Regions from separate parts of the Homo sapiens genome. Here region 1 is linked to region 2. Evidence: read pairs that join two places in POLR2A ChIA-PET (ENCODE). Cell type or tissue: Panc1. All regions are shown on one strand. Links, peaks and the distances in the headings refer to the core of each region. The heading gives the core; the rest is flanking DNA.

The links. Peaks named below come from ENCODE experiments on the same cell type or tissue, not always from the same donor. Only the 100,000 strongest peaks of a DNase experiment are listed, where the experiment ranks them.
Region 1: POLR2A ChIA-PET joins it to region 2 with 11 read pairs; 2 of 35 experiments call an interaction of 5 or more read pairs at or near these places.

The regions. Positions count from the first base shown.
Region 1 is chr17:77,311,443-77,319,767 of GRCh38, forward strand. The region is part of intron 2 of SEPTIN9 (septin 9); the gene reads left to right. Among named protein-coding and RNA genes, the nearest start is that of SEPTIN9-DT, 34 kb to the left of the region's middle. RefSeq lists enhancers at 2,911-3,746, 5,419-6,254. In Panc1, for the core only: no CTCF peak of the experiment used is centred there; no DNase peak of the experiment used is centred there; H3K4me3 peaks cover 1,912 bases; H3K27ac peaks cover 8,000 bases.
Region 2 is chr17:77,686,927-77,695,251 of GRCh38, forward strand. No RefSeq gene overlaps it. Among named protein-coding and RNA genes, the nearest start is that of LINC01987, 37 kb to the right of the region's middle. RefSeq lists enhancers at 3,642-4,521, 4,522-5,400. In Panc1, for the core only: no CTCF peak of the experiment used is centred there; no DNase peak of the experiment used is centred there; H3K27me3 peaks cover 4,199 bases.

The sequences.
Region 1 (8,325 bases), core at 11-8,010, 380 kb before region 2:
TGTCTCTGCCCTCACAGGGGACGCCTGCACAAGTAGGTGTGAAAAAAGGGCCCTGTGGGGGCAAGGCCTGGGCTGGTGCTCGCTGCCTCCCTTCATCCTATGCTAGTTCCCATGCCTCTTCCGGCAGGAGTGCCTGGCTCCACCTGGTGAATCAGAGCCAAACTCTCCTGACAATTGGCTGTCACTTATTTAACTGCCACCATCCCCAGGAGACAGAAAATGCCAGAAGGGTGGGGCCTGTGCAGTGCCTCCTCGCTATTTCCCCAGGGCACCGTGCCACGTTGCCTCAATGCACAGAGTAGCTGCTCAAAGTGTGTCGGACGAACAGGTGCCCCATGCCCAGCCATGCAGACAAAAGTGTGCCACGTGGAGGGAGCTGGTCGTGGAAGAGACCACCAGCATCTTGGCTGCCCGAGGACCTTGCCCCTGGGCTCTTGCAGGCACCCCTAGTTCATTACTTCCTCTCTCACCCATAGCTACCCACTCTTCCTCTATTTCTCTGATATCAGCCTTGCCACCCACCCAGGTTTGCAAGCAGGAAATCTCAGAGTTGACCTTGACCTCTGCCTCCCCAGCACCCCCAGGTCTCAACAGGCTGCCAAGATCTCATCAACTCGCCCTCTGCATACTGACCCTTGGACAGGCTGCCCCGGTCACGGTCATGTCTTGGTTGGGCCTCCATCATCCCTCCTTGGACCAGCAGGTGCCATCCTCCCCACCCCTGCCCTGCTGTGGCTCCTTCCCCTCCACGGCCAACATTTAGAGGACGATTACCACTTCCCTCCCTGTGTGCTGGGGACCGGGTGATAGGATCCCTCCACCCGATCATTTCCATTAGACCTGGGCCGGGTCTTCTTACTCATAGAGCCCTTAGTTTCCGCCCCCAAAGCCTCGAGGGTGGATTCGTGCTGCCGCCCAGCCTGGCCCTGATACCGCTTTCCAGCCTGGAGCCCCCTGCTTCTGCGCTCCTGGCTCTGAGTGCTCGGGCCCCCCCTGGATGGGTTGCCACTTGTCCTCTGGAAAGCAGGGCTTCCATGCTCCTGGACCTCCTAGCTGACTCAGTGACTTTGGGCCATCTTGTCACACCCCTTCTATCAGCTTGGCCTTGGTTATTTCTGTGTCCTCCATAGCCTCGGACCAGAGCCACGGCGGGATGCTTTCCTGGTGCGTGGCAGGCAGTCAGGAAATATTGCTGGACTGACCTTGATAGGAGATGCTTGGGAGAATTGCCCAAAAAACTAGCTTAAAATGCAAATATTGGCCTTCTTTTGCGTTGGCTAAAGAGTAGCATTTCTCCGTTTGCCTCCCGGGTAAGAAATTGATGGCGAATGCAATGTCTCTAGGGAGGAGAAGAAGGTGACAAAAAGGGTCTGTATAACGGGGCACACGCTAGGCATTTGTGACTATTTAAGTTTAAATTATAACATAAATGCGAAACTCTTTGCCTTGGTAGCCCTTCCACATTGCAAGCGTTCACTGCCACATGTGGCTGCCATATTGACTACGGCAGATACAGAACATTGACATCATTGCGGAGAGTTCTATGGGGGGGCGCTGGTTTAGATCATCTTCACGTTGGATCCACAAATTCATTGTTTATCCAGTGAACGGTTACTGGGCACCTACTGAGCAAGCAGGATGAAAGACACCCGCTCTCGGGGGAGTCTTCCGTTGGCTGCAGAGAAGCTTAAACTCAGGGGACCTGGGGCAAACTCTGCAAGGGCCCTTGGCCTCTGCACCCCCAGACCTCCCTCGCTCTGCAGGGGCAGTCGGGGGCCCCCTCTAGGAATGGAGCGCCAGCTCCAGCTCCTGTCAGGCTACAGCCCAGATGGTTGGCTGAGCACGAGCATGTGAGAGTGGAATTGGGCCCAACCGGGCTGCTTCTCCCCGTTGTCTTGGTTTCCTTCCACGCTGACCTGGAAGGACTCCTAAAGCAACAGGCCTGCCCAGGCGGTTTGCACCAGTAAACCCTGCAGCGGCCCCAAGGGCAGAGATAGCTGGATTGTATTTATTTAGGAACAGCCAAAGTCTGAGGCACAATAAAAAGTGGAGAAAGATTCCAGAGAGGAATGCAGCTGGCCTCAGCCTGGGAATCCGTCTTGCTTGGGAGGCTGTAGGCGGGCCAGGCTGGGGCCAGCCTGGAGGGTCTTGGCTGGCTCTGCTGGCAGGTACAGTAGCAGGGTCAGCAGGAGGGAGTCCAGGACGGAGCTCCTTCATTTTTAATTCAGGGAAGCAAACTTCAGTGGTTGAGTCTGAGGATGAGCAGGAAATGAATGGAAAAGTCTTTTTTTTTTCTTTTTTCTTTCTAGGCAGGGTCTTTCTCTGTCCCCCAGGCTGGAGTGCAGTGGCACAATTATAGCTCACTGCAGCCTCAACCTGCCAGGCTCAAGGGATCCTCCTGCCTTAGCCTCCTAAGTAGCTGGGACTACAGTTGTGCGCCACCATGACTGGCTAATTCTTAAAAGAAATGTTTTCAGGCTAGGCATGGTGACCCATGCCTGTAATCCCAGTACTTTTGGAGCCGAGGTGGGAGGATCACTTGAGCTCAGGTGCTCCAGACCAGCCTGGGCAACATGACGAGACCCCGTCTTGACTAAAAATACAAAAAGTTAGCTGGGCGTGGTGGTACAGCCCTGTAGTTCCAGCTACCCGGGAAGCTGAGGCTGCAGTGAGTTGTGATCACGTCACTGTCCTCCAGCCTGGGCAAAGGGAGTAAGGCCCTGTTTCAAAAAAAAAAATTTTTTTTTTTTTTGAGGTGGAGTCTTGCTCTGTTGCCCAGGCTGGAGTGCAGTGGCATGATCTTGGCTCACTGCAATCTCTGCCTCCCAGGTTCAAGTGATTCTCCTGCCTCAGCCTCCCAAGTAGCTGGGATTACAGGCATGAGCCACTGTGCCTGGACTTTTTTTTTTTTTTTTTTTTTTTGTAGAGATGGGATTTCTCTATGTTGCCCAGGCTGGTCTTGAACTCTTGGCCTCAAGTGATCCTCCCACTTTGGCCTCCCAAAGTGTTGGAATTACAGGTGTGAGCCACCACACCCAGCAGGAAAAGTCACTTTTTAAAGCGAGAGGTTGTGCGTCCTCTATAGCTTGGCGCTCATCAGCATGGAGGATTTACTGGAACGTGTGTTAGGTGAGGGGACATGGAAGATGGCAGCAAATCCGAGCCCAGAGCATCAGAAAGCATGCTTTCAGCCAAAGATGCGTTCTCTCCACCTCCGCGCAGCACCCTTCCCCAGTGTGTACTCCTGGAGCAAGGTGGGGCCGATCCTACGAAGACCCTTTCCCGAAGGCCCCTGCTGCCCACATCAGTGTCACCTGGACCGCCTGCTCCCTTTTCTGGATGGCTGGACCAGCCCCAGGGCCTCCTGGCCTGGTGTGGGGAGCACAGTCCACCCTGGGGAATGCCTGGTATGTGTCCCCTCCCCACTGGGTACCAGGGGATGAAGCTGTGCTTCGTGGAAGGGGACAGAGGCGCTGGTGCCCAGGATGGTGCACCTGGGGCGGCTGAACTGGACCTGGCTCCTACTGGGCCCCTGTGGAGCCCAGATTGTTGTGAGAAGGGGTGGGGAAAGGCAGGTGATCCGCACCTTTCACTTTTGTTTCACATGGGAACAGGGGCTTATCCTGCACACATATTCAGTTTGGAGTATGAATTTCCATGAAGAGGAAAATCTCTATTAGGCTCTGATGTCAGGATTGTCCGTGAGGGCCGGGCCGTGTTCTGGGGCAAGGACAGGAGTGGAGGGGGCAACCAGGGAAGGCTTCCTAATGGAGGAGGCATTTGATAGCATCTTGAAAAAGAAGCAGTTCCTAGGCCAAGCCAGAGACTGAAGAATGACCACCTAACTTCTTTTTTTTTTTTTTGAGATGGAATCTCGCGCTGTCGCCCAGGCTGGAGTGCAGTGGCGTGATCTAGGCTCACTGCAACCTCCACCTCCCAGGTTCAAGCAATTCTCCTGCCTCAGCCTTCTGAATAGCTGGGATTACAGGCATGCGCCACCATGCCCAGCTAATTTTTGTATTTTTAGTAGAGACGGGGTTTCACCATGTTGGTCAGGCTGGTCTGGAACCCCTGACCTTGTGATCCACCTGCCTCGGCCTCCCAAAGTGCTGGGATTACAGGCATGAGCCACTGCACCCGGCCACGACCACCTAACTTCTTTCTACAAGATGCCCCCTGGCTGACGCAAAGCAGGTTGAGTGAGTGTGACACTTCCTTCCTGTCTGTGGGTTCCGGCCTTTCCAGAGCCCGGCCAGTGCTATTGGAGACAAAGTGGCCTTCGCTCTTCCTTCCCGCCCTGCCAGGCCCAGCCTGTGCCGCTGAGCCCCACTTTGCAATTAAGAGGAGCTGTGAACCAGTGATGCTGATGTCGCAGAAAAGTGGCCAGGGGTCTATGGGGGGTGAAGGACAGGGATGCCGCCCTGAGAACTGTCTGGAAGGGGCTTTTGGGTAACAGTGCCCACTCCAGGGTGTGGGCAGGCTGGGGTGGCTGGGAGCTGGGCTCATAGGCTGGCACAACCAGAGTTTCCCAAAGCCGTGGGCCTGAGGGCCCTGCCTTCCTGGGACAGCAACCTTTGGTCCAATTTGGGAAAAGGTGGGTTAAACCAAGCCCGGCTCCCTCACTGTAGGATTACTCAGTGCGTTTAGTATGCAAATGTGCCTCTGAATCTAAGACAGGACCACAGAAACCTCTTCAGTGTTCCTCTGGAGGGAGGGACCGCGGGGGATCCACCGCAGGGGCCTGGGTCTGCACTGGCCTGGTGAAGTGCCCCCTTAGTGCTTACACCATGCGCGGTGAGAGGTTGGCCCTCGCCTCCCCCACCCTCTGCTGGCCTTACCTCACCACCTCTGCACTCGCCTCCCAGCCGGCTCATGACTAACTCCTGCCTCTTCAGAGCCAATCGGTGCTGCCAGGTTTTCCATTTCAAGTGATCCCCCGCCTGGGCCAAAATGTTTGGATTTTCAGGCACGGAGGGGAGATGGACCTCAGGCCAAACCATGCTGGGTAAAACTGAGGGTCAAGGCTGTGCTCAGCAAGTGCTCCAGCCCTGGCCGTCAAACCCATAGTGTGCACAGCGTGCAGGAGGTGGCTGGGTGAATGAACTCAGTCATAGCCCGGCCCCTCACTCGGGGCTGTTCCCAAGTTCCCACCGCCAGCCAGGCTGGGTCAGAGCCTCGTGGGGCCTTCCTGGGCTTCCCTGCCCCACAGCAGGAGTTCGTATGGAGAGTCTCGAGTGAGGTTAATGGGTTTTCTTCCTCTTCTTTTTTTTTTTTTTTAATTTGAGACAGGGTCTCACTCTTTTTACCCAGCCAGGGTGCAGTAGTGCAATTATAGCTCACAGCAGCCTCGAACTCCTGGCTTCAAGCAATCCTTCCGCCGCAGCCTCCCAAAGTGCTGAGATTACAGGCACGTGCCACCTTGCCCAGCTGGGGTTTCTGCTTTTTACTTTTTCTCTTGTTTCTAAACTCAATACAAAGAAAGATATTACATTTATAATCAGAAAAACCAACAAGGAATATTATTTCAAAATTGGAAAAGGGATTAAAGAAACAAACCAAGAAACCTCTGCGATTCCTGCCCATCGGAGTCAGTGGTTGTTAGTGGTTGGCTTAACACAATGTTTTAGGAAGAAATAGAATAACAGAAAGCAACTCCAGTGAGCTGAGCCCTGGCTCCGTCTGTGGCGCTGCATCAGTTTCCTGCAGCTGCTGTAACGAGTGGCCACAAGCTGGCTGGGTCACAACAACGCCCAGCCATCCTCTCACAGCTCTGCAGGCCACACATCCGAGATCAGGGTCACCAGGCTGAAATCAGGGTGTCCACTGGGCATAGCCCTCTGGAGGCTCTAGGGCAGGGGTTCCCAGCCCCGTGTGTCCTATTAGGAACTGGCCTGCACAGCAGGAGGTGAGTGACTGGCAAGCGAGCGAAGCTTCATCTGTATTTACAGTCACTCCCCATTGCTCGCATTACTGCCCAAGCTCTGCCTCCTGTCTGATCAGCCATGGCATTGGATTCTTATAGGAGAGTGAACCGTATTGTGAACGGCACATGTGAGGGATCTAGGTTGCGTGCTTCTTATGAGAATCTGATGCCTGATGATCTGTCACCGTCTCCCATCACCACCAGATGGGACCGTCTGGTTGCAGGAAAATAAGCTCAGGGCTCCAACTGATTCTACATTATGGTGAGTTGTATAATTATCTCATTATATATTATAATAATAATAGAAATAAAGTGCACAATCAATACAACGTGCTTGTGGCCGGGTGCAGTGGCTCACACCTGTAATCCCAGAGTGAAACTCTGTCTCAAAAAATAAAAAATAAAGGCCAGGCACAGTGGCTTATGCCTGTAATCCCAGCACTTTGGGAGGCCAAGGCTGGCGGATCACGAGGTCAGGAGTTCAAGATCAGCCTGGCCAATATGGTGAAACCCCGTTTCTACTAAAAATACAAAAATTAGCCGGACACGGTGGCAGGCGTCTGTAGTCCCAGCTTCTTGGGAGGCTGAGGCAGAAGAATTGCTTGAACCCAGGTGGCGGAGGTTGCAGTGAACTGAGATAGTGCCACTGTACTCCAGCCTGGGTGGCAGAGCGAGACTCTGTCTCAATAAAATAAAATAAAATAAAATAATAAATATAATACACTTGAATCATCTCAAAACCATCTCCCCACTCCCTGGTCTGTGGAAAAATTGTCTTCCCTGAAACCGATCCCAGGTGCCAAAAAGGTTGGGGGCCACTGCCTTCATCGCCTGCCCCTTTGAGCCTCTGGTGGCTGTGGGTGTCCCTTGGCTTGTGGCTGCATGGCCCTTACCTTCAACACCAGCATCTACAGATCTCTCCGGGCCCCATCTCCACTTGGCCATCCCTGTCTGTGTCAAATCTCCCTCTGCCCCCGTCTTGTATGAGCACCGAGACTGCCTTTAGGGACCACCTAGACCATCCAGGGTGCTCTCGCCACAGCAAGATCTGCAACTGAATCACAGATGCAAAAACTCTTGTTCCAAACAAGGTCCCATTTGCAGGTCTAGGGATTAGGACATGCTATCCCTGGGGCCATTATTCAGCCTTCTCTCGTGACTATGATCCCTCCCTTCCTCCCCAGCCTCCCACCTCGGCTGAGATGCTGTCCCCACCTCCCTCACTGTCTGGCTGCCTGTGGGGCTGTCCTCCAGGCTCTTTGGGAGGAGGTGGTTGCTTGATGTCTCCCAGAAGGCTGGGAATGGTCCTCCCCACCCCCCAGGAAGATGTCCTTTCTGCCAAGGAGATTGCATTTGGGGTCCTATCCCAGGCAGAGAGCGGACGGGACTGTGGCCTGAAGTGGCACTTCAGGGCCTTTGGCTCTGTCATCTAGCCGAGGGCTGTGCATGGGCCTCACCTGGTCACAGGTAACTCACCTGGCTCTGTGGGGCAGGGATTGTAAACTCAGAGGCCTGCGGGGTGTGTCGAGGTAGAGGGGTGCAAATATTGTAAATTTGTTGGGGGCCTTGGGGAGCAGCACAGACTGAAAAGTGTTTTGTCTGAAGAGCAGAACTGTCTTATACCAGCCCTGTGCGGCCAGGCAGGAAGGCTTCCGTGGTGCGGCCACGCGTCCTCCCTTTCTCAACAGAAGCTGACAGTCTGGAGTTTTCAGAGAGATTGCCTGAGTTCTCAGCCTTGGCACAAACACACATTCTCTTTAAACAGGCTTGGGCCAACAGAACCAGCCTCCGTGTCTCGGGTTTGAATGAACCCTTGAGGTGAAGCTTAAAGACAGAGAGGATGCCCCTGATTCCCACCCCAGGGACCCACATTGTAAACCCCCACCTGCTCTGCTGAGCCCTTGGCCTCAGCATGGACCCTGACCATGTGCTGGTGGGGACCCCCCAGGTAAGTAAGCAGCCTCTGAGGACCCCGGATGAACAGTGGGGAACAGCACTGATCCCCCAGTGGGGCCCCGAGTTCCCGGAGAGGAAGACTCGCTCCCTCCCAGGGGACGGCTAGAGACTCACTGACTCATGCGTGTGTGGTAGGAATCTTCCAGGAAGTCCCCGTCCCGTTCGCCCTCTCTGCCTGGGCGGGGACGGCAACTGCCTCTGTCACTGCAGACTAATGGGACGGAGGGGGGTGACTTCTCAGGGTTCCTCCTGGGCAGGTGCTCCGGAACCTTTTCTCAGCACGCTGGCCTGGGGCACGGCCGTTCCTCCTGCCCAGCCACGTTGGGGTACAGGGTGAAGAAGGGCTGGGGCCAGCCCAGGACAGAGGAAGGCGAGGCAGGCACGCAGGAACTGGGCTTTTTAAACCCTTAAGCCCAAGGAAATCGTAGCATCGCGGGACAGGGAAA
Region 2 (8,325 bases), core at 101-8,100:
CCTTGCTTTACCTCCCTCACATGTACATTGTTTACTACAGCACGCGTCTTCCCATTGCGATGCCCTATTCATGAATGAGTATCTTTTTCTTCTAGGGAGCTGCTCTCTGTGTGTTATTTACGTTGATGGCATAATAGAGATGACAATGGCTCTTGGGAGGATCAAGTGGGGCAATGCATGTCAAATGCCTAGCACAGTGCTTAGCGTTCTTCTTTCTCTGTACGCTTACCCATTATAACGTTTGTTCCGCAATTTAACAACAACAAAGCCACTGGGTACCCACTCCTTAGAAGGCCCAGATGAAAAGAACAGACTGAGAGTAGGGGCAGGAGTGGAACATGCTTGGGGTGTGGGGATGCCCTGCAGATTGGAAAGGGCTCTGCAGGCTCTCGGAACAGGGTCTGTCTCTGTGCTGTGTCTGTGGCCTTCTCCGTACATTGCCCACAAAGAGTTTGCAGCGATCTTTCAAGGGACCAGTCACTCTCCAGGTCTCCTCTGTTCTACCCACCAGCATCCTTCACTTGGAGATCTGAGACACCTTCCCGGAGTGTGGAAAAAGAGAAACCACCACTCCAAGTCTGTCTTCTGGTTTGACCTGGGGCCAGGGCCTTAACCTCTCTCAGTTTCAGTTTATTTTGTTTGTTTTGAGATGGAGTCTCGCTCTGTTGCCCAGACTAGAGATTGTGCAATGGCACAATCTCAGCTCACTGCAACCTCTGCCTTCCTGGTTCAAGCGATTCTCCTGCCTCAGCCTCCCTAGTAGCTGAGATTACAGGTATGCGCCACCATGCCTGCTAATTTGTTTATTTTTAGTAGAGACGGGGTTTCCCCATGTTGACCAGTCTGGTCTCATACTCCTGGCCTCAAGTGATCCACCCGCCTGGGCCTCCCAAAGTGTTGGGATTATAGGCACAGCTTCCCTAGGGATTTTTCACCCCACCTAGAGATATTTATTGGCCGCTTCATATATGAAGGCAGCAGGGATAACTCAGAGGTAGACAAGACCAACCCCTCCCTGCCAGGAGCCAGCAGTCCCACGGGAATGGAAGAAGTGGCCCAGGTGACTGTGACCTCTCAGGTGTTTGCGGCGTGCTGGAGAGGTGGTCGGGGGAGTGGAGCCTTGAAGGAAAGATTGGTTTTGCTTTCTCCTCCCATGACGAAGCAGAGATGCCTGGCGTTCCATGGGCGTGGTCCCGCCCTGACCTTGTTCCACGTCCCCCTCCGGCTCCACCATCAAAATCAAGGACTGTGGATATTTCACATAAATGGGATCAGGCCACATGTGGCCTTTATACCTGGGCTTCCTTCACTGAGCGTGTTTTCAAGGTCCACTGGTGTCGTCGCGTGTGGCCATCGTGTGGATTCGTCACATTGGGTTTATCCATTCATCAGTTGGGTTCCTTCAACCTTTTGGCTATTTCGAATAGTTGCCATCACTGTTTCTTAAAATGTGACTGATGCTTTGTTGTCTGACTTCTCTGCTGGAACGGAAGTCTTCAGGGGGCTGGGGGTGGGAGGGGTTGGTTTTATTGCTGTCATATCCCTCAGGCTCATAGGTTGTAACAGGGAGCCCCCAGGGGATGCAGGTGGGCCGGTGAGAGGAGACACCCCCATCGTCATTGCAGAATGATCTCCTGCCCAGCACACCCCCTGCCGATCCTCCAGCAGCCCCATGCTAAGGAAATAACAGCCTCCCTACCCACCTCCCCCAGCCTTCCCCTCTGCTCTCTGCTCCCTAGAGTTCCTGGAATAAAGTCAAAGGAGACAGGAACAGGGCAGGTATCCACCTGCTCACTCTCTCCAATCAACTCTTTAGGGGCTTTTGCTATCAATGCAGCCCTGGAAGGGTATAGATCAATTCCCCTCACCTTTCCACCCTCCCACCCACCCATCCACCCACAGAAATCATTGCAGCTGGAAAACTGTTGGATGTGGAGAGTAAATCTGCAAATCTGAGTGATATGGACAAAAAGGCATTTGAAGTTCTTAGGAGGGGAATCGTGTAGCCTTGAGAGGCGTGAGGTAAAAATGGCTGTGGCTTGGACCCCGTTCCATGTGAGGAAGCCAGGGATCTTTTCTTTAGAAGTCTTGCTAATGTGGTATTTAAAAAAAAAAAATCAATGCCACATTGCCACGAATGGACGCATCTATTCCAGGTAGAGAAGGCTGTTGTCTGGGAAGCATACAGCAGCTATTATAAACACTGAAAGTCAGTTGTTTAGCCCCCATTCATGGGCACTCTCTGAGGACCAGGCACATGGGGCTTCTGAGAGCATAAGGGAGCTCTCCATTTAGGAGGAACCAGGTGATGAGCAAACAGGATCCATTGAGGCTCTGAGATAGACGCTTCCACCTGGCGTCCAACCCATCCCAAGAACTCTGATGAGCAAGTGCTTCCCATTTTGCAGAAAAGGAGACTGAGATTCAGAGTGGAGAAGTGAGCACCAAGCTCATTCAGCCCATTTTACAGACAAGGAGACTGACATTCAGAGTGGAGAAGTGAGCACCAAGCTCATTCAGCCCATTTTACAGACAAGGAGACTGACATTCAGAGTGGAGAAGTGAGCACCAAGCTCATTCAGCCCATTTTACAGACAAGGAGACTGACATTCAGAGTGGAGAAGTGAGCACCAAGCTCATTCAGCCCATTTTACAGACAAGGAGACTGACATTCAGAGTGGAGAAGTGAGTGCTCAGCCCACTCAGGTCTCCAGGGCCAGAGCAGCCAGAATGGGTGCCAAAAAAGAAAAAAGAAAAATTGAATAAGACCTACTATTTGATAGCACAATAGGGTGACTATAGCCAACAATAACTTAATTGTACATTTTAAAATAACTTAAAGAGTGTCATTGGATTGTTTGTCACTCAAAAGATAAATGCTTGAGGGGATGGATACCCCACTCTCCATGGCGTGTGTATTTCCTATTGCATGCCTGTATCAAACATCTCATGTACCCCACAAATATGCACACCAACCACGTACCCAGAAAAATTAAAAATATAAATAAGGCCAGGCATGGTGGCTCACGCCTGTAATCCCAACACTTTGGGAGGCAGAGGCAGGCGGATCATTTGAGGTCAGGAGTTCAAGATCAGCCTGGACAACATAGCGAAACCTCATCTCTACTAAAAACACAAAAAATTAGCTGGGTGTGGTGGCATGCACCTGTAGTTTCAGCTACTCGGGAGGATGAGGCACGAGAATCGCTGGAACCTAGGAGGCAGAGGCTGCAGTGAGCTGAGATCATGCCACTGCCCTCCAGCCTGGGAGACAGAGTGAGAAAAAATAAAAAATAAAAATAAACTTAAAAATAAAAGAAAATAAACCCTCCAAGAATTCTGAGCTCCGCCTACTACGCCATGTCCTCCCTGGAAGGAAGAGGCAAGATTTTCCCTTTCCAAGCCCTGAAACAGCTGCACTGACCACTCCCATTCCAGGGACCAGGGTCTGAGACATCTGGGTGGCTGTCTGCCAGGCAGACCCCGTAAAATGGGACAGCCCACCCTGCTCCTGCCACGTCAGGCCACTGGGATGGGAAGCTCTAAACAGCCCCCGCCCCCCCAGGCTGCAGCTCGAGGAGGAGCGAAGCCTCTTTCCTTGCACTAATTTGCAGTGCAGTGTGCTGTCTGCCTCGTGGGCACATGGAACGTATATAAATTACCCCGCCAGGACGATTAACTGTTTGTCCAGGCTAATTGTCAGTATTAAATCTCGCTCAGTCACAGTTTTAAAGCTTAATTTAAATTCTCTATCTTTAAGAAATCCATACTCCCTCCCACCACGGGAGAAAAAATAGATTTAATGGGTTTAGTCCATTTCCGTTTGTAGCAACCCAAGTTATAATTAGGCATGTGCAAAGCGGATGTTTCGGCGGGCGGTGAGCCTGCAGACCTGCTCCTCTCCTTCCCGGCAGGGCCGGTCCTGGTGGGGAGTGCCCTTGTCTTTGCTGCCCTAGATAAATTTCTGAATTAGGAGTTATTGCTCAGAGACCCCTGAGCCTCCATGGCAGCCCCTCCCGATTATGGCATTAATCTTGTCAATGTGCTTAAAGGTGGAGAAAGAATTCATCCTCAAAGGTGGAAGGCACAAGAAAGCAGCCAGGAAACCCCTCTGCCCAGGAGCCAAGAGCTCGGGGGAGCCATGGGATGCAGGCGGATGGGGGGGCTTCCCCTCATGTCTTCCTGAGACCACTGCCCCGCCAGATGCCCCCTTGCCCTGAAGGCTGATGCTGCCACTGCAGCTTATCAGGAGTGAGGACCCCTCCTTCCTCTCCTCTTTCTTTCTGTTCCCAGATACCCGCTTAGAAGCAGGTTGGAGCCAGGAAAATGCAGACAACTAAGGCATAGATGTAGAGGATGCAAACTGAACAAAGCTACTGAAAGCCCCCACACTCATCCCCCTTAATGTCCTAGGGGGAACTGAGACTCAGAGAGAGGCGTGACTTGCCCAAGGGCACACAGCTGGCCTGGGTTGCAGCTGAATCCCAGGGGACTTGGCACCCATTGCCTTGCTACACATTCATGACCAGGGTGAGGTGCAATTCCTTGTTCAAGGGACACGCTTGGAAGAGGAATCTTCATCGCCCTTCCTAATTCTATGCATCATCAACACCAGGGCACGTATGTTTACGCTCATTGTCCCTCACTGGGCTTGCCCCATGCAGAGGGTGGCCTGGGGGAGCAGAGATGGCAGGGAGGGCAGCTGGAAGTCCAGGTCAGAGAGAGGAGAGTGTGACCAGGGTGGCAGCAGGAGGCATGGAAAAGACGGATGCATGGAGAGGGGTGAAGAGCGTGGGAACCAGGGCTGGGGCTGCCCAGACCTGGGCACTGGGGAGGGCAAGGGAAGCGTCAGTGACAACTCCAGGGTCTGAACCTGCGGGGTGAGGAAGCAGGTGGTAGCAGTGACTGCCCGGGAGTCTGAGGAGGGGGCTGGTTAAGTGGGGAAGGTGAGCGTGATGCCAGGTGTGCTGGCTGCAGGGGACAGAAGGTGTGCAGGGCTCTCCCCGGGGCCCCTAGGCTCCTGAAAGGCGGTGCCCTAAGCATCGGCTCCATCTCGTTGTCCCTACCCCCGTCCCTACCCCCGTCACAGTGGCCGGCAAGGGCCCAACACTTAGCAATTGTCAAAGAATCGGCAGACGTGTCCAGTGGGAGCTGAGGCAGGGACAGGGACATCAGGCCCACGTGTTGAAGGCGTGGGCCTCCCACACCACTGCCCTCAGTGTTGTGTAACTCAAAAACCCATGTGTAACTTTTGACTCTCCTAAAACTTAACTACGAATAGCCTGCTGTTGACCAGAAGCCTTACTGAGAACAGTCAATGAACACATATTTTGTATGTCATTATGTGTATTTTATTTTGTAAGTTATATGTTACTGCATTCTTATGATAAAGTAAGCTGGAGAAAAGAAAATGTTATAAAGAAGATGATAAGGGACAGAAAACATATTTACTCATTAGGTGGAAGCGGATCATCATAAAGGTCTTCACCCTTCTTGTCTTTACATTGAGGAGGCTGAAGAGGAGGATGAGGAGGGGTAGGTCTTGCTGTCTCGCAGGTGGCAGAGATGGAAGGAAATCTGTGCATAAGTGGACCATGCAGTTCAAACCCATGTTGTTCAAGGGTCACCTGGAGTTGAGGAAGGTGCCGTCTTTCTCCCAAGGCCCAGGGTTTTCTTTGCAGAGAGCCTCGTGATTTAGCCCTCTGGAGAGGAGGGAAGCGAGGCCAAGCTTAGCAGTGTGTCATGGATGTGTTGTTTGGGCCCCAGGGCATGAGTCACCTGCCCTAGTTTTTTTTTTTTTTTTTTTTTTTTTTTTTTTTTTGTAAAGGTCCTGCTGTTGGGTGGATTCATATTTTCGGTATCAGCCTGGGAGATCCTGAGTGCAGGATGTGGTTCTGCCCCTCTGGTCCCTGTTCTGTTGTGTGCATTTGTGTACACGTGCACCCACCTCCCCTTCTTCAAGGTGCTTGCCCTTCCGCCACCCGATGCCCAACAGGGACCCAACTTAAGACACACACAATTATTTCTGCAGGTCCCTTGAGCTCAAAGTCACCCGAATGTGAGCTGGAGTGAATGCAACCAAGCAGTCCCAGCAACACAGACTGCCCTGCTGGATGCCAGCATGACTGGGAATTTCACTCCCCCACTGACGGGGGAGCCTGGGGGTGTTCATGTGTGTTTTCCTCGGTGGTGTGAAGAAAGTCATTTGGTCCTGTAACGGCTGCCCTGTCACGGTGGGAAGTTAGAAAACAAACTTGGCAATCACACCCACCTTGACTTCCCAACCCTGCGAGAGAGCTTCACAGCAGGACCAGGAGAACAGTTCTTGGGACCTTTCTCTTTCCACCTGTTTCATCTCACACTGCTGCCCCTGCTTCTGTGACCTGCAGCAGTCTGCAGGGTTTGAACCCTTGATCTGCCAGAAGCCCACCCCAGGGCTGGGACCAACTTGCTCTGCTGCCAGTCCCACCCCCCCTGGCACAGGGACACATGGATGGGGACGTAGATGGGTGCTGACTGGTCATGAATGACCTCCAGAACAGGAACAGAGGAGGGTTTTTCAGTGGGGCGGCCCCAAGGTGCCAGCGCGGGGAAAAGTGGCTGCCCGGCCATTAGGTAGATGTATTATTTGTCCTCAAAGGTCTGCGCAGGATCCTGGGCCAACTGGGGCAGCTCTCAGGCTGGGCTTTGCCAGATCGGAGAGCAAGGCCCCCAGGCTGCTCCCACATGGAATGCACGCTAAGGCATCCTCCCTCCTCCGCTCTGTAGCCTTTCACAGAAAAACAAAAAATCAAACCTGTTCTCGTCTCTATCAAAGCTCACGTTGAAGATGACAGTGTTTCTCATTTCCTCGACTCTCTCTGAAAATATGTGAAATTAGGGGAAATGAAGAGAAGAAATTGAAATAACAAGTGAGGCTGGAGAAGAACCAGCCTCAGAAACAGAGGTGCCTGGAGAAGGAGGAGGGTGGGTTGTGGGAGGAGGAGGAGAGGAAACTCAGGGCTGGCGATTTCGGATGAGGCAGGTGCTGGCTCTCAGGAGGGAGAGAAGCCTGCGGTGGAGACAGCATCCTCGTCTGCCCCCTGGGAAGCGAGGGAAGGACCTTGGCCGAGGGGGACCTAGGAGCATGAAGAGCAGGAGAAAGCAGGGGGGTGCCTGATATGGTTTGGCTCTGTGTTCCCACTCAAATCTCATCTTGAATTGTAATCCCCTCATGTCAGGGGAGGGACCTGGAGGGAGGTGACTAGATCATGGGGGTGGATTTCCTTCATGCTGTTCTCGTGAAAGTGAGGGAGTTCTCACGAGATCTGACGGTTTAAAGTATGACACTTCCCGCCTCACTCTCAATCTCTCCTGCTGCCATATAAGACATGCTTTGCTCCCCCTTTGCCTCCATCATGACTGTAAGTTTCCTGAGGTCTCCCCATTCATGCAGAACTGTGAGTCCATTAAACCTGTTTTCTTTATAAATTACCCTATCTCAGGTAGTTCTTTCTAGCAGTGTGAGAACGGGCTCATACAGTGCCACCATCCTATCCAGCATCCCCTTTCTTCCCTGGCTCTTGTAGCTGCCCTGTGGGTGCTCCCCACTCACCTTCTTCCCAGAGGAGCCCTCTAGGGAGGGGTGCAGTCTGCAGAGCCTCGACACCCCACCCAGCTCCCAGCCCACGCAGAAGCTTGGGAACACCAGAGATGGCCACTCTTGCCCCAGGAGGATCCCCCACCCCTCAGGCAGTCTCTGCTCTGGGCTCCCACCTGCCGACTGGGGCTTTCTGTGAGGCTCTTCCTCCCAGGCCTCCTTCCCTCCCCACTCCCTGCACAGGCTGGTCCTGCATCATGGAAGGAAACTCTTCCTGCTCTCTTTCCTTTCTCCTTCACAGACATTTCCCTGCAACAAGTCTCATGGACATCCAATTCATTCCTGGCACCTGCTTCTCAGAGGACCCAAACCCACAACCCCTTGTGGCTCAGAGCAAGTGGCTCCTATGGGCCTCCCCGCCCTGACTCCCTTCCACTCCCAGCAAAGGGCCTTGCTCTCATCAAGCAGCCCAGCTTGCAGCCCACCTGAGAGCAGCTTAGCCCCTATCAGGCTCCCAGGGGCCCTGCCAGGGTGGGATAAGGCAGGTGGGGCAGGAGGGCTTTTAAGGCAGGGACAGATGTGACCCCTGCCTCCTACTCTGGCTTCAACAGGTCAAAGGTGCACACATGGGGAGGAAAAGCCCTTTTCTGCACCTGAGGGCACCTCCCGGGTCCTGGGCTGCCAGCTCCATCTTCTGCGCACCAGGAGTGAGGAGCATCAACCACACCGGGCCCCAGGAGGTGGCT